Regions from separate parts of the Homo sapiens genome. Here region 2 is linked to region 1. The links are chromatin contacts, found by Hi-C in ENCODE. All regions are on one chromosome and are shown on one strand. The core of a region is the stretch at or near the end of the contact, and the rest is flanking DNA. Distances in the headings are between cores, read along the strand shown.

Region 1 (5,778 bases), core at 2,614-5,113:
CAGGTCTGGATTCCACGCTGAGGCCATGGAATTGGGGCTGTGGTAGAGCTGGCTTCACACCAAGCAAGGAGCTGAGAGTGGAAGCTCTCAAAGCATGATCAGGACACTATTTCTATCACAAATGCAATACAATGTCCACTGCTGTGAAGGAACACTGGGATATACTTGTTCCAGTGCTTCTATTATCAAAGTGGACAGGTTAGACAGTGTGAGCTTCAAGAGAAATTTATGCTCTTTTAACTGTGTTAATTTTGTTTTTTCTTTGCTTTGGCATTGCCAGGAACTCTCTGTAAAATGGGATTTATTCTTGTTATATTTTTAGGTATTATATAGAACCTGTGTAAATCAGTTGGGAAGATATATAAGTCAATGGAGAGATAGTTCAGAGATACAAAACCCCACCACTGTTTAGTAAGGCATCTTTCCTGGCTTGCGAACTTACTGAGAGTACATGAGGAAATGATTAAACCTGCAACCTCTTTCTGTGAAATATGGCATACTATGTAGAAATATTTGGTACACCTTGGAAGAACAAGTCTTTAGTATCAGGGACACTCAGTTTGAAGGCTCCTTGTAATAGCTTCTTCTGTACAAGTTCACTAATGTGAAATTCATTGAGTCCATACTGTGAACCAGACACTATTAGAGGGGCAGGAGAGAGGGGGTAAACACAGCATACTTCAAGGAGCTTACATTATAGTGGGAGGAGCCAATAAACACACAAGATAAATAAGGTACTTTCAGATTGAGATAAATGCTATGGAAAAAACTGAGTAATACGCAAGAGAGGGACTAGATTAGAGTGGGTCAATTTAGGGAGGGTGGCCAAGGAAGGTTTCTCTGAGGAGGATCATTTGAGCTGAGGCCTGAATGATGAGACGACATCAGCCATGCAGATAACAATTTAGGAATTCCCAAGGAGGACAGAGGGCTCAACCGTTTGGGGAATTTAGGGTAGACTCCTGCCTTCAAAGTTGGGTTTCAGGCTGGGCATGGTGGTTCATGCCTGTAATCCCAGCACTTTGGGAGGCCGAGGCGGGCAGATCGCCTAAGGTCAGGAGTTCAAGGCCAGCCTGGCCAATATGGTGACACTCTGTCTCTACCAAAAATACAAAAACTAGCTGGGTGTGGTGGTGTGAACCTGTAATCCTAGCTACTTGGGGGGCTGAGGCAGGATAATCGCTTGAACCGGGGAGGCGGAGGTTTCAGTGAGCCGAGATCATGACACTGCATTCCAGCCTGGACAATAGAGTGAGACTCTGTCTTAAAAAAAAAAAAAAAAAAAAAAGTCGGGTTTCAAAATAGCTACGTCAGTAGCACCTGGGAGCTTTTTAGAAATGCGGAATCCCAGATGCCACCCCAGACTTACTGAATCAGAATCCACATTTAACAAACACTCCCAGGTGATTTGTAAGCACAGTAAATTCAAGAAGTGCTAGACTCTTAACTTTTCCTGCAGCCCACTGGAAAGGTGTAAATCCTGCTGAGGCGGGGAGCAGGGAACGGTGTTGTCAGTGTCCGTAGAAAGATGACATGGTAACATTTACTGCTGCCTCTGAAACAAACAAGCTAGGTTCTAAGGGGGAAGTTCACTGGGTTATCAAATGTTAGGGTCCAAGTGATTTTCTTGGTTAGCACTCTTGCTTCACAGAAGACTCAGGTTCTTTGAGAAGTGACCGGCTCATGATAGGCTGCTTCTCTCTCTGTGCCAGCCTTTTTTTTTTTTTTTTTGAGATAGGGTCTGGCTCTGTCACCCAGGCTGGGGTACAGTGGCATGATTTGGCTCACTGCAACCTCTGCCTCCTGGGCTCAAGCAATCCTTCCACCTGAGCCTCCCAAGTAGCTAAGATTTGGGCTACCATGCTTGGCTAATTTTTGTATTTGTTAGTACAGATGGCGTTTCAATTGATGCCCAGGCTGGTCTCGAACTCCTGGGCTCGAGCAATCTGCCCTCCTCAGCCTCCCAAAGTGCTGGGATTACAGGTGTGAGCCACCGCGCCAGGCCTTGTGCCAGTTTTTAAAAATCAACAAGGACAGATTAGAGAACAGTGGAAGAGGGTGAGCAGCATGATGAAGTGATACAGAAATAATTTCACATGAAGAACTGGGCATGTTTGGCCTTTCTTTTCTTTTCTTTTTTTTTTTTTAAAGCCATTCGGTGAGGGTTACTTAAGAAAATAGGGCCGGGTGCGGTGGCTCATGCCTGTAATCCCGGCAATTTGGGAGGCCGAGGTGGGTGGAGCACCTGAGGTCAGGAGTTTGAGACCAGCCTGGCCAACATGGTGAAACACTGTCTCTACTAAAAATAAAAAAATTAGCCGGGTGTGGTGGTGGGTACCTGTAATCCCAGCTACTTGGGAGGCTGAGGCAGGAGAATCGCTTGAACCCTGGAGGTGGAGGTTACAGTGAGCTGAGATTGCACCATTGCACTCCAGCCTGGGCAACAAGAGTGAAACTCTGCCTCAAAAAAAAAAAAAAAAAAAAAAAGAAAAAAGAAAAAAAGAGAAAATATATGTGAGCACCAGAGCTCAACATTAGGAGCATTTCTGAGATTTGGAGCTATTCAACAATGGAAGTTCCTGGCACACACATCAGGTATTCACAATACCCTTTCTCAGGTGTTTGGTCACTGCTAGTGAGCCGCCTGGATCAGTGTTTCCCAAATGGCAGTCATTTGCATCTTTGCTTTTCTTTTGGGGGCGGGGGGGTAATATCCTGTACCAGATTTTTGAAAACTGACATTAAAAATACATGTTTAAAATGTGCAAAGTGCACTAAAGTGCACTGGATGTATTTTTTATTCATGTATATACTTTTGTTATCTATCACCCAGGTCAAAATACAGAACCAGCACCCCAGAGGGTTCCCTCCTCCTCCTTCCCAGCCAATAATCTTCTCCTCCTACCTAACCGCTGTTCTTACTTCAATCACTATCAACTAGTTTTACACGTTCTTCAACTGCATATAAATTGTCTCAGTTTTTTACTTAACACTTTTCTTGAAGTGCTTTCGTTTTTTGCCACTTTTTATTTGACCTAAGAAATAACATTAATGAAACAGTGGTTTGACGTGATAGGCATTTCCCTCCTAATGCGCACTAAAAACACTTAACTATTTGAAAAAAGAAGTTTCTTCGTGTACCAACTAATATATTCTCCGCCCTGTCTCCAGAAACCGCCCTTCCTCTGTGGGCCGGTGGTTACCGGCACCATTGGTACACGGACCACATTTTGTTTCCCAAAGCAACCAGATGATTTTTGAGGTCCTTTGCAGCTCGAACACGGAATGACTTTGTGGTGATCGAGTAGCCAGAAGTTCACGGAATGCACTGTCACAATTGTGATTCCGCCATAGCGCCGTGCATCCATCCAACACTTGTTTAATACCTATATTTAATACCTAATACCTTAGACGGTCCTAGGCTGTGGACACAGAAGACTAAACCCCACTTCCTGAGTTGAAGTGGGGGAAATAGAGGAGTAAATCATTTCACGATGTGTGGTTAAGTGCTGCAGCTCAGGTAACCACCAGTACACAGAGGAAGGGCGGTTTCTGGAGACAGGGCGGAGAGGAGACCGTGGGTGGGCATTTCCCAGAGCAGCCTCTGCCAGCCACCCTACTTTGATCACTTTGCCGCCGAGCAGCAGCGGCGGTCAACCTCAGCCTCCCTTAGCAACCTGAGTGCCCCGTCCAGGAGCCTTACTATTGGTCTCATGCAGCGAGATGGGCAGTTCTGCCGTGCAATCCCAGCTCGCAGTTCTTGCTCCGCGTGTACTCACGGGAGGACTCGCAGGCGTTACCGCCTTCCCGCGTGCCCCGCCCACCCTCCCGAGCGTCTTTCGGCGCATGCGCGGACTGGAGCTGTGTGCAGGGCCAGCGCGGAGCCCGAGCAGCCGCGGTGAAGCGCCTGTGCTCTGCCGAGACTGCCGTGCCCATTGCTCGCCTCGGTCGCCGCCGCTTTAGCCGCCTCCGGGGGAGCGGCCGCCTATTGTCTTTCTCCGCGGCGAAGGTGAAGAGTTGTCCCAGCTCGGCCCGCGGGGGAGCCCCGGGAGCCGCACGGTGAGAGCGCAACTTAGTTGGCGGAGTTGGGGGAAGTTTTGTGATTTGTGGGTCGGGGCGCGGAGCGCGGCCAGTCCCCTGCGGTTGCTCGGTGGGGCGGGCCCCGGAGGAGGGGCGGGGGCTGCGGGGGTTTCGGGGGCGGGCTGGACAGACGGGTCGCCGGGCGGCGCCGGGACCTCAGGTCTGCGGACCCCTCCTCCCTGCGCATCGCCCTTCTCCCGCATTGTCTGCTTGGGGCTCGGCGCGCCTCCCACTCCGCAGCCCAACTTAGAGGCCGTCGCCGCTTTCCGGGTGGGGGGCGCGCCCGGCCGCCGATGCTACCTCAGGCGCTCCGCCCCCAGCGAGGCCCCGAATCCTTGCCCCGGGTCCCCGGGTCGGCGCCGCCGGGGCGGGCTCACTCCTCCCCTGGGGCGGGCGGCCGCGGTGTGGAGTCCCCGCCGTGGAGTCCGCGCCGTGAACAAGTGCTGCGGGCGCGAGGGAGCGGCTCCCCGGGGTCGACGCGGACGGTAAACACGTCGGGCCGCGCCTGCCTGTCGGTGCCTCTCCGCGGCTTCTCGGGGGTGCGGCCCAGCTGACCCGCGCGGGTCGCAGGCGAGCGGCCCAGGAGACCCGTGCGGTCCCCACGCGCTCTGGGACCCGTGCAGCCAGCCGGCTCAGCTTGCAGCTATACTTTGATACCAAACAAAACTTTTTTTTTTTTTTTTGGTAAATACGGTTTACTGCTTTTTTTTTTTTTTTTTTTTTGCAAAGCCACGAAGTATGTGAAGTTGAAAAAAGGAAAAACCCTAAAACTTTTTAAAAAAAAATCAAGAAAGGGGGTAGATAGGTTTGTTTTGTTTTGGAAATAGTTCTTATAGCAGAGTGATACCGTCCCATTTAATTTTCTAGATCCCGGAATTCACAATGAAAATTGGATTGAGCGGTATTTTGGTGTTCATTCTTTGCTAATGACACTCCTTAATGAAGTTATTTGGAGAGTTTATTGCTTCAGTACAGTAAAAACCAGTGTGCCTTTTTTTTTGTTAGTAGTCCCCCCCACAACAAGTGTTTTATTTTTAGAAGAAGCATTTTCTTCAGTTTTTCTGAACTGTTGGATTGCGCAGATGAGGACAAACGGTGCAGTTCTTGAAAGGTCATTATTGGCAAGTTTGTGAAGAAGCTAAGATCAGTTGAGATAAATCATTGTTACTATTCTTGTATTCTGTCGTGGACTCTTGGGGATTTGCAGGCTGCATTAAGTACAAGTTTTGTCAAGTTTGGGTGCACATATTACACTTAATTTGGTTTGTGTGGCTTATTATATGAACATGATTCTGTTTCAGTTCCCCAGATGGAACTAGCTTAAATGTCTGTCATTCATAGTGGAGCAAAATGGCCAGAGTGTCATTTATTGTTAACTTCAGTTGTATTCCTTTACCATCTGCTAAATGAAAAAGAAAAATTTGAGAAATACTGTGTGTGTCAGTTTGCTCAGAGTGATTTCTCGTGCTAAGTGAGTCCTGTGGAGAAGCGTTCCTGGGCTTTTCTGGTTTGGTGGGCCTTGTGTTATAAAACCAATTTTCTTCACCTGATGAAGCTAAAGACAAATTTTCTTCAGGTACAGCCATTGCACTTTTAAATTACAGAGCCGCTTTTAGGATTCACAGTACTCGCTCCATGGCTTCCCTTCCTGGTTGTGTGGTTTTGTGTGTGTGATTGTGGGGAAGGAGGTTGACAGAG
Region 2 (6,411 bases), core at 645-3,144, 120 kb before region 1:
TGCCTTTCGTCCAGGGTTGTCATACGCTGGAGAGTAGAATGTGAGAGGTGACCCCTGTAGGCTGCAGGGTGGCCCCTCTGAACCTTAGTGTCCCCCACCTGTAGAAGGGGCGTAACACCTTCCAGGGGGAGGGCTGAGGAGGAAATTGTCAACGGCTGAGTCTAAGGCTCACAGCCAGAGGCCAGGGTCGGATCCAGGGCTGGGCCTGGGCCTGGGAGGACAGTGTCCGCCCCTTCTCCAGCCTCCCGCCCCTGGTCAGGCCAGGACCCTCTTCAAAGCACCTTTATGCCCATCTGTTCCCTGCTGTGGGCACTACTGTCTGGCTCCATGGGACTAGATTTTATGGGAGGGGAAGGGGCTGTGGGTAGGCAGGTGCCAAGGTGCTGGACCATAGATCAGCATGGTAGGAACCTGTTGCTTGGGCTGGTGGTGGGAAAGGGGCCACCCCCAAGGCAGTGGCAATTAGCCCAGCCCTATCTCTGGGCACAGAGATGAAGGGACACGTGGGGACACAGTAGGGCAAAATTGGCCAGCCTGCTCTTCCCCTCTCTGCCCGCTTTTTTGCAGAAGAGTCAACAGATAGAACAGACAGAGCCAGGGAGGTGCCCCTGGGGGCCCCAGTCCCCACCACTCCAGGGGGCAGTCCCTGCAAGTGACAAGGTGGGCTCAATCCCTGTGGAACAGGTCTCTGAGGACCACAGAGAGGGGCCCCAGGGAAGGCTGGGAGCCTGAGCTGAAGGCAGGCAGCAAGTAAGGGCCAAGCTGTGCCCCTGCCCAGAAGACCTTCCTGCCCCCAGAACCCCACCCTCTGCAGACAGGCCTCCCTGGGCAGCAGCCCCCCGGCTTCCGAGGCCTTCCGTGCCTCACCAGATGCCATGCTCTCAGGGACTCGTTTGCTACGCTGCCCCCTGCAGATCTGCCCCAGAGGAGCAGGTGAAAAGCCGCACCTGCCGAGGTGCTGCAGCGGTGGAGTTTTGGGCAGAGGGGTCGGGGGAAGAGTTTCTCACTTTTAAGATTCCCCAAATCCAAGATGAAGTCACACTGTGCTTTAGAATGGTAGATGCTCATTTATGTAAAATCATAATAAATGTTACACAAACTGTTAGAATAAAAAAATACCTTTTTCGAGGGGGAGGAGCTCCCCAGCCTGCCGCTGGGTAGTGAGAGGGGGTTAGCACCATTAGGGCGTAGGGGTCGGGAGCTCCGCCACAGCCCGTGGTGGGCACTGAGGTCTGTCGGTCGGTCTGTGCATCCTGGCACTGTCAGTGGCGGGTGACCCGCTGATGGCCTCGGGAGGGGGCGCCGTGGCTGGGCGGAGAGCACGAGCGGCAGCACTGGGTGCGGACGGTGGGCAGCTGGCAGCGGCCCAGTAGGCGCAGTGTCTCACAGAACCCGAAGGACAGGCGGTCCCGCTCACAGCCTGGAGTGGGGGGTCAGAGAGGCATCAGAACCAGTGGTTTGGGGTACCCAGAACCTGGCTCCCCACCCCAACCACCTTAAGGAGGCTCCAGCAGCTCCCCACCAAGCAGAGAGCCCCGGTTTTTGGAGCGGCTCCCAAACCGGAGTTGCAGGTCTCCAACTGTTGGTGTCTCTGTCCCACCTACTCACGGCCGACCCCAGGACTCGAGAACGGGCGCTGCTGGGCTGAGGTTTCTGGAGGAAAGGTCCTGAGACCCCACCCTGACCCCCTCACATGACTGTTAAAGAGCCTGCCCAGGGCGACGCCCTGCCATCCCATCTCCATCCTTGCTCACCCCTGGTGTTCCCCGACAGATCCTGGCACAGAACTGCGGTCCCGGGGCCTCCTGCCAACCTGCAGCGGCCTCTGCCCCCGACTCCCGCCACCGCCCCCTGCCCCAGTGCATCTGTCCTGCCAGACCTCCGTGACCACCTCCAGCCACAGGGGCTGTACACAGCCTCGGGTTCTGAGTCACAGGTCGCATCTCCCAGGCCAGCCTCCCACTTCCCAGGTGGGCCAGGAAGCCTAGAGAGAGTGGGCCCTACAGGCTGTCAGCGGAAACCAGGGACTAAGCCCAGGCCCAGTGGGGAGGGAGGCCGGCTGCAGGCTGTGCTTGTCAGGGCTGAGGCTTGGCTGGGCCCTCCTGCCCCGTGGTTATCAGAGCTATTTTGGGAAGTGGCTTGTTTCCAGCCTCCTGGCCTTGCTCCTGATGCCACTGCCACTGCTGACAGCCCCCACCTGCCCCCTGGGCCCTGCTTACTCCAGCAGACCTCCCTGGGGAGGAAGAGCGGGAGGACAGCAGCCAGCCCTGTGCCAGGGACACCCCTCAGGCCCGGCAGAGGGCACGAGGCCGCAGGCAGGCTCCTCCACCCCAGCTCCAGGCAGAGCTCCAAAGTGCACATCTGCAGGCCTGCATCCTGGTCGCCCGGGGTGACCTCAGACAAGCTGCTTCACCTCTTGGGCCTCGGTTCCCTCCTCTGTCAACCCCACCTCCACAGCAAATGGATGTGGCCATGCTGTGTCACTGCAGCGACTGCACACTCTGGAGTTTCCCGGCTTTCCCCCTGTCCCGCCAACTGTCCCACAGACCAGCAAAACATCCTGGGAATTCCAGGTCTCAAAGTCCAAGACACCTTCCCAGCTGCCCCTCCACTGTTCACTGGTGGCAGAAAACTCCTCACTTGGGACAGCTTCTAGTTCAGCCACCTAACCAGCCCCCATAGCCCACTCCCTGCAGCCCACTCATACCCGCCCCTGGGAGACCTTGCAAGCCCAGAGCCTCCTGGGCCATCCGTCCTTGGTTCTAGGCCCCCAGGGGCCTCAGTTCCTGTTCTCTGCCCCATCTGGTCCTCATCCCCTGGGATCATAACCACCCCACTCCCTGTGGCCAGCTCTAGCCATGAAGGCGAGAGATGTGATGCCAGCACCCAGCTCAGGCAGCACACAGGAGTGCTCTGAGATGCTGGCTGGGTGCGTGCTGAGGGCAGGCAGGACAGGGTGGGGGCACTGCCACTTGGCCTTGAGGTAATGGGGTTTGTGGCAGGAAGGCCACCCCTGCCAGAGGCAGGGTAGCAAGGCATGGCAGCGAGGCATGGCAGGGGCCACTCTGAGCCCAAATGAGGGCTGCCCAGGAGCCAGCGCAGGTAGAGAAGGCTGCATTGGACAAGGGGAGAAGGCAGACTGGGGAGATTGCAGGGGGCCCCGAATGCCAGCTTGAGGGCCGTGGCTGAGGACTCTGTCCTAGGGTCAGGGGGCAGACAGCCAATAGCACAGGGGCCGCAGCTCTTCAGGCCACAGCTCCTGGATTCCTTAGACTGGCAGGGTCAGCCCCAGGCCCTCTCCCTGACCTTGCAATTGGGGATGACAGTGGCTTTGGGGGAGGGGAAAAAGCCGCCTTCCCTGAGCACCACCTGGATCCCCACGCAGTGCTGTGCCCTTCATGCCCAGACCTCACTTATGCAAGGATGGGGCTTGGCAGCCCCTTTATTCAGCACATGAAGGCCCTGAGAGGGAAATGGAGCCCAAGGCCACACAGCTGGTGAGGGGAGCCCAGGTGACACTCCAGGGCCACCCCATTTCCTGCCCTCAGCACTGCTGAGAGCAGCTGGGGCTGCAGGAAGTGTGTGAGTGTGTGTGTGTGTGTGTGTGTGTGTGTGTGTGTGTGTGTGTTGGAGGTGGGGGGTTGGGATATCCAGAACCACCTCTAGCTCAGGCCCTTCCACCAGGACCCAGCTGGCCAGGAAACCCCCCACCACTGGGATTAGCAGGACCCTGGAAGGGAGGCCCTTCCTGTGGTTCCATTGCTCACTCTAGGCAGTCCTCTGGCCAGGGAATGGACAGGCCAGGGCTGGGGAGGGGACAGGGACTCACCCAGGCCCAGTTTTCACACAGCTTCAGGGACATCCCCGGTCTCACTGTGGGAAGACTGAGACCCAGAGGGGAAAGAGCTTACCCAGGTTCACACAGCAAATCAGGGGCCAAGGCCACTCCCTCTACTCACTGGAGGTCAGAAAGCTGCCTGCGGGATGTTGTGTAGCTGGGACTTCTCTTGACTGACTCCCAGCACAGCCCAGCCTCCAGCATGGGATCCTGTGGCATCAGGATTTTCAGTGGCTCCTGAGCCCAGACTACAGATGGAGCCAGCCGGTGCCGTGGGTGCAATGGTTTGAAGACCCAATTTCCCCATCACCCTTCCCGCCCCACCTCACTTCAGCAGAGAGCTTGGGGTCGGGGGACTCACGGGGAGGCTCGACGGGCTCACAATCCTCGGTGCCACACAGCCGGGAGCTCACAAGGCCAGGCCTCGTGGCCACACTGGTCACTGTCTTCCTCGGGTAGCCCCGTCTGGGTGTTGACACACTTGACCAGTGTGTGACCACTGGATGCCACCACCACAGGGGCCTGAGCACTGGGGGGGAGCAGGGGAGGAATGAGTGTCTCCAGGGCCAGCCCTAGCAGTGGGGGCAGGGACACCTCCTCTGGGAAGCCGTCCCTGCGCCCTGTGCCTGACTGGTCTGCCCTTGCTCCCAGCCGCCCTCTCAGTGCCTCCTGGAGGACCTGTTCCCATTCCTAGAGCCCACTTGGTGCTGGAACCCCACTCTCACTTGTGGGATCGGCTGCTGCAGAGGGAAGGGGCATGAGAACCATGGGACAGCCCTTGGGGCGGCAGGGCAGTGAGCCCCTCACACGGGACATGCCTGAGAGGCCTGGGCAGGGGCCCCGGGATGGAGCCCTGATGCAGCAGTGAGCAGAGACGTGGGCGAGACACCGCTGTGCCCGAGGGACAGGGCAGAGGACCTGCCGCAGCCCATGGGCAGGAGGGGTGGAGACAATTTCACAGCCGGGGCCCAGCCCGCCAGGCTTTGTTGTTAACAGGTGCAGGTCTGAAAGCCCTAAACATGTGCTGAGTCTGTGCCAGTGTCGTGCTGTGCCCGGCCCTGTGCTTTGTTGCGTTCCTCCATTTAATCCTCCTGACCCTCCTCTCCCAAAGCGTCCCAATTTTACAGATGAGAAAACTGACCCAGCAAAGCAAAGCAACCTGCCCAGAGTCACTCAGCAGCCAGTCGGACAGACTCAAACGCTGGCCCAGCTGACTCCCGGACCCAGCTCAGGGCCCAAATCTGAGATTTCTGAACCCCTCAGTTCCAAACAGGCCCAGCAGAAGGTGTCCTGCCCATACGAGGCCCCTCTTCTGCCCCCTTCTGCCGCTGGCCTTTGCTGGGCTCCCTGATCTCCCCAAGCTCATCATTCCTGCCTCAGACTTCACACCTGCTGTCCCCTCGATCCCTGTCCTTGGCATCACTGACTCCTCCCTCGGGTCTCAACCCCAGACCCCTCCTCGGAAGGCCTTCCCTGACATCACAGCACACATGCCCTTTCCTTGTCTGTTTCTCCCTGTCAGGTGTGAGCACCAGCATGGCAGGGCTTTGTCCAGTGACTGCTGCATGTGCAGGGGCCACAGACAGCCTGGCTCACAGCACACACTCCACAGCTCCTTCACCCAACCCAGGACTGACCAGGCGCTACCAAGCACTTGCTCCCTGCTCCCCCCCGCAGCCTGGCTCACCTGGCCCCAGGGCCCCACCACCCACTGTGTGCAGGGGTGGGTGTTGCAGGGCCGGGTGGTGTTGGGTCTCAGTGCCTCCTCGCAGAGGTCTGGCTCTGGGCAGGTCACCAGACGCTGCTGCTCACCACCGCCACAGGCCTCGGAGCACTGGGTGGGCAGGGAAGGAGTCAGGGCACAGCCAGGGTCTGAGGGTGTCCCCTCCCCCCAACTCAACGCCCAGGCCTCACCTCCCTCCAGGAAGACATGTACCAGCTGAGGCAGGGCTGGGCCCCGCAGGGCCAGTGCACAGGCAGCTTGGCAGGTCCAGGCTGACAATGGAAGGGCCACAGTGGCCAGAGGGCCCATGTGTCCACATGCTGCATGTCCCACACTGAGGAACCTCTGCCACAGCTGTGGGAGCACTGGGGACCGAGAGACTTGTGTGGACACATCCCCACGTGCAGGCCCACAGGCGTGACCCCGTGAGGCGTGTGGCAGGAAAGGCATCAGACCCACGCCCCAGCCGGGGGCAAATCCCTGAAGAGCCCCAGCGAGAGGCCAAGGCTGGCAGGCCCCAGGCAAAAGGTGGCATGGCCAGGGGCTGCCATGGGCTGGGACAGACAGAGAAAGGGAGGAACAAGTCCAGATGGGGTCAAAGATACAGAGGAAAGGAGACAGGCCAAGCCAGACAAAGATGAGATGACTCCCAAGAGATTCGGAATCCGGTGCGATCAGGCACATAGACATGCAGCCTGGAGCCCTCCCCTTCCCTGCCGCTCTCGGAACACAGGCCGTGGGGAACCAGGGCTCCACCCCATGCCCTGGGGATGCCTGTCCTGGCTCCATCCTCATGCACCTTACTCCAGTTGCCTGAGTGCCAGGTGGCACAGGGCCACAGGTGGCAGCG

What was found. A loop is a pair of places that touch in the nucleus more often than their neighbours do. Pooled maps may share reads with other maps.
Region 2: a pooled map shows a loop between it and region 1 (4-fold over the local background). The contact joins the enhancer-like site here to the promoter of AKAP13 in region 1. A Hi-C loop is called at or near these places in 1 of 50 pooled maps.

Annotation. Positions count from the first base shown.
Region 1 is chr15:85,376,740-85,382,517 of GRCh38, forward strand. It overlaps AKAP13 (A-kinase anchoring protein 13), which reads left to right and starts at 3,864. Exons shown (of 37, transcript NM_007200.5): 1 at 3,864-4,059. MIR7706 (microRNA 7706) reads left to right here and starts at 3,857; the gene lies at 3,857-3,923. RefSeq lists silencers at 3,715-3,794, 4,175-4,744, 4,401-4,568.
Region 2 is chr15:85,254,322-85,260,732 of GRCh38, forward strand. It overlaps the pseudogene ADAMTS7P4. Among named protein-coding and RNA genes, the nearest start is that of MIR7706, 120 kb to the right of the region's middle. RefSeq lists enhancers at 5,300-5,800, 5,801-6,301. Within about 2 kb of position 1,895, at least 8 of the 41 ENCODE cell types and tissues checked have a DNase peak (open chromatin) inside an H3K27ac peak, as active enhancers do.